Regions from separate parts of the Homo sapiens genome. Here region 2 is linked to region 1. Evidence: chromatin loops called from intact Hi-C (ENCODE). Cell type or tissue: transverse colon. All regions are shown on one strand.

What was found. A loop is a pair of places that touch in the nucleus more often than their neighbours do. Peaks named below come from ENCODE experiments on the same cell type or tissue, not always from the same donor. Only the 100,000 strongest peaks of a DNase experiment are listed, where the experiment ranks them.
Region 2: it touches region 1 in a loop (4-fold over the local background); 7 of 110 quality-filtered maps call a loop at or near these places.

The regions. Positions count from the first base shown.
Region 1 is chr4:69,123,548-69,126,047 of GRCh38, forward strand. It overlaps the pseudogene SPOPLP1. Among named protein-coding and RNA genes, the nearest start is that of UGT2B7, 28 kb to the left of the region's middle. In transverse colon, no CTCF peak of the experiment used is centred here; no DNase peak of the experiment used is centred here.
Region 2 is chr4:68,879,743-68,882,242 of GRCh38, forward strand. It overlaps the pseudogene LOC101930041. Among named protein-coding and RNA genes, the nearest start is that of UGT2B10, 65 kb to the left of the region's middle. In transverse colon, no CTCF peak of the experiment used is centred here; a DNase peak (open chromatin) is centred at 1,429.

The DNA.
Region 1 (2,500 bases):
TATGCCTGTGAAAGGGATGAGTTGGGTTGGATGCAGAGGCTCACACCTGTAATTCCAGCACTTGGGGAGGTCAAGTTGGGAGGATGGCCTGAGGTCAGGAGTTCAAGACCAGCTTGGCCAACATGGTGAAACCTCGTCTACTAAAAATACAAAATTATCCAGGCCTGGTGGTGCATGCCTATAATCCCAGCTACTTGGCATGCTGGGACAGGAGAATTGCTTGAACCCGGGAGGTGGAGATTGCAGTGAGTCAAGATCATACCACAGCACTCCAGCCTGGGCAATAGAGTGAGACTCTGTCAAAAAAAAAAAAAAAAAAAAAAAAGATGAGTTGTAGATTTAGTAGGCAAAACTTTAAATTACACATTATAAATATACTCAAAGACCTAAAGGAAATCACATATAAAGCTGAAAATTAAGGTATAATGACAATGTCACATTCAATCGAGAATATATAGAAATAAATAGAAGTTATATATTTTTCAAAGAACCAAGTGAACATACTGAAATGAAAATATAATAACAGAAATAGACAATGCACAAGCAGGATTCTGTTTCATATTTGAGGAAGAAAAATAAGGGCCAAAAAATGCTGAAGAGAGATCAATAGAGATTATATAATCCAAAGAACAGGGAAACAAAGAATGAAGAGAAATAAACAGAGCCTTATAGACTTTTGGGACACACTTAAGCACACTAACATATGCAAAGTAGGAGTACCACATGAAGAAGGGAAAGATTCACTGGAAAATATTCAAAAATAATGCCCCAAAACGTCCCATAAACTATCTTAAAAACACTAATTTACAAATTTCAGAGGTTCTATAAATCCTTAGTTTAGAGTAAACACAAAAAGATCCAAACAGAGACGCAATAATAATAGGTTGAAAACTAAAGGAAGAAAATTATAAGGCATAAAAACAAAAACAAGTAACCATATATAAGGGAACTCAGGTAACATTAATAGCTGACTACTCATCAGAAAAAATGCTGCCCCTAAGGCAGTGCTATGCCATATTCAAAGTAATGAAAGAAAAAACTGCCAACCAAAATTTCTTTATACTACAAAATCATCTTTAAAAATTAATGGTGAAATAAATACATTTCTAAACAAACAAAAACAGGAAGTTATTGCTAACTAATCTGTCTCACAATAAATTCTAAAGAAAGTTTTCCAGGCTAAAAGTAAATAAACACAGAAAGCAGTGCAACTCCACATAATAAAAAAGTACACCTGAATAATTATGTAATTTTAACAGATAATATAAATTCATATTTATTCAACTTTCTTAATAAATTTAAGAAGCAAGTGTGTAAAGCATATACACGTATTTGTAATGCTGAACATTTAACTTATACATATGTAATATATTTGTCAATAACAGCAGTAAGGAGGTATGTGGATGCAAAACTCTATTGCAGTAAGGAATGACACCAAGAGGAGAGAGAGATAGGGAAGGATAGAGGGCAGGGGAGGAGGAATGTGGGTTGGTGAAGGTGCCTCCACAGGGACTTGCCGCCATTAACCCTGCTGCCTCCAGCACAGCCTCAGCTTCTCACAGCTGATGCAGCCAGGGCAAGTCCAGGCATTGAGAATACATGAGGGTGGCCCTTCTGAACCATGCTCCTGGGGAAAATCAAACACTAATGCTCTGAGATATCTAAGGTAAGGTACTCAACTCTGTAGGGTATTACATAAATCCTAAAAGAATGCAATAAACTGGTAATGTCTCAGGAACCTGCCCCACCTCTAACTAGAGATAAGTCTTCTTGTCCCATAGTAGAAAGCTAGTGTTATACACAGATCAAAATAGTAAAATGTTGAACACATAGACAATTAATAACTTCAGTTTTTGTCAAGAGGAAATGGGTGAGGCGTTAAAAAGTTCCAAATTTTCACCTGGCCCAAATGACAAAATGAAATGGTGTCTGAGGGTAAACCCAAAAGCATTAGATAATGAAAGTAAAGACTACTTGGTCCTTATATTTGCTTTTAGTCAGATGCCCCAAAAGTGAAGTGTGAGCAAAATTCAAATGTTCCCTTCTGAATGCTAAAAGGGAAGAAACAAAAGCAATGGAAAGCAAAAGAGCATATCAATTTGTGCAAGGGAAGGGCTGGGATTTTTAAAAATTCATTAGAAGAGACCTTTTGCTTGACGAAGCTAATAGTCTTTGACCAGATGACAAGCTTACATTATTTTACAAGATGAGTGTGATCCAAGATTCAGTAAACAAATCAGGACATACTAATACAAATACTTTCAAGATGCCTGAGGGTCGACTAGGAGAAGACTGAGGTAATCTCTGGGAAAACACAAGATTTATAGACTGCAGTTTTTTAGTGAGAGGACAAGAATTTAAAGCTCATAAATCTGCTTGTACCTGAATCCCTAGTTTTTAATGCCATGTTTGAACATGAAATGGAAGAAAGCATAAAGAATTGAGTGGAAATAAATGATTTAGACCCTGATGTTTTTAAAGAAATGGTGAGATTCCTTAA
Region 2 (2,500 bases), 240 kb before region 1:
AACAGATTGTGATACTCACAGTGGTTTATTGACAATTGTCTTTAAGCATTACCAAAAAAAAAGTACTCAGTGCTGTGTTCCTGTTTAAAGTCACTGCTGCTTCCTTGGCCTTCATGTGAGAAGTTATCAACACATGCTATGTAGTTAAAAAAATACATTCATGAAGAGTCATTAATGACTGCTTTTCATGCATTGATCAAATCTATAGTTGACATTGTTTTTGAGTCTACTCTAACAGCTTATGCCTTAGCCTTCATGTGAGCAAACTTATCAGGTTAATTTACAAACAAAGAAGGCCCACCACAGGGATCCCATGGTAGATCCTCTCATAGGTGCCATTGGCTCCACCATGAGGTATAAAAGCTTTGGTTTTTAGATGACCTAGGATTACATAAATTTTTGAATAATTATTTGTGGTGAGTCTTAGAATTAAAATGAGCAATGCTCAATATGAGGCAATGAAATGGGCAGTGTTCTCTAGATAACAAATTACTGCAACAGTAAAACTGCATTAAAATTACTTTCAGATCTCAAGAAAGAAGCACCAAGTTCTCTGGGGCAATAAGTGAAGGCTACACATTGAAGAAGTGGTATGTGACTTGAGACTTGAAGAATGAGTACAATATTGTCAAGTGGACAAATAGAAAGAGCACACTGTGGATAAAGAAAACTGCATATCCCCTACTATAGCCCCCCAAAAAGCAGGATGCATGCTAGAACATCTACTTGCTATCTGAGTTGTAAAAGTAACTCCACATTTGCATCAAAAATATTAGTATAGATGATTACAAGAATGCTATACAGGATATAAAACTAAAAACTGCTTTACAAATATTCAAATATCAAAGTTGTGATGTACATATTAGAAAGCTAGTTATTACTATATTTTATGGTGGAAGGAGCATCTGAACCTCTCTTCCTGCCTGGCTTCCTTCTGCCCGGTATGCGATGCTCTTTTAGTTTAGCAGTCCATAGATGGCTTGTGTTAGTCAGCTCAGTTAGACACCTGCCTTATCACAGGAAAAAAGGGCTTTCTATATCAGGGGTTCTTGCCTTGGTTTATCAGAAGAATGGGATTGTCGTGCGCTTGAAGAATGAGTGCAAGGTTTTATTGAGTAGAAGTAGTTCTCAGCAGATGGGGGAGCCAGCAGGCAGACGGATTTCCCCTAGAGTAGGGCTGCTGAGCAGCCTGACTCTTCTTCAATTGCCCCAGCCAAACTCCGCATTGTTCTGCCAGTTGATGGCCTGCCTGCGTGCTCCCCTGGATGTCCTTTTGATGTCCAGCCACTTGTTTCTTCTTCTGCTAATCCACTCGTTTTGACGTCCAGCCACTTGTGTGCTTGCCTGCTAGAGTCTCAGGAGTTTTATAGGCATATGATGGGGGTGTGGCAAGGCAGAGTGATCTTGGGAAATGCAACATTTGGGTGTGAAAGCAGGAGTGCCTGTCCTCACCTAGGTCCCTGGGCACAAGCCAAGGGTGGAGCCCTTGCCAGGGACCCACCCTTCTCCTCCCTGCAGTTCCCTGCCCCTCTTCCATATCATTTCTTTCTCCTCTTCCTCCTCCTCATCCTCCTTCTTCTTCTGAGAAAGAGAGAGAAAGAGAGAGGGAGAGAGAGAGGGTCACATTGTGTTTCTGAAGTTGGAATGCAGTGAAGCAGTGGTGCAATCATAGCTCACTTCAACCTTAAACTACTGGGCTCAATCAATTCTCCTGCCTCAGCCTCCTGACTAACTAACCCTACAGGCATTTCACCTCAATGTCCTGCTTTTTTTTTTTTTTTTTTTTTTTTTTTTTTTTTTTTTTAAAGAAATGGGCTCTCTCTAAGTCATCTAGCTTTGTCTCAAACTCCTGGGCTCAGGGGATTCTCCCACTTAGGCCTCACAAAGTGCTGGTATTATAGGCATGAGCCACTGTGCCTGGCCTTGACTCCTGCTTATATCCCCCTTCTTTCTCAGATGGGAGGTAGCATCAATATAGGTGTTAGAAGCAAAGTCGTTTTGGGGAAATGTTTTATACTGTACAGGATCAACTTTAGACTCTCCTTTCTGTTACTTCTTTCTTTCAGACATTGGCAAAGTCCAGTCACCAAAGCAGTTTGGTTTTTCTATTTTGCTAAATATACTTGGCTGAGTGGGTACTTAGACTCAAGAAAGGTGAGCCTTGGGTTTCCATTCTCTGAATAGCCCTCTGAACAACATACTGAATAGGCCTATTTCAAAATTAGGGTAAGTAAAACGGCCCAGGTTACATGGAAAGCCTAAACTCCATGATACGTTTCAGATTTTTTTCAATACCTACTTCTTGTTATTGTGCTAGTGAAGTTACCCATTAATACATAACTTCTTTCTGATAACATTTATAACATTTGTAGTGTGTATTCTTCAGTCATCCTGTAAACAAAAGTACTAAATGACAGGGCAGAATTTGTTGATATCTGTTACCTGCCTCCAATATCATGATAATATCAAAATGCCACACTACACCTCCTCATTACCATTC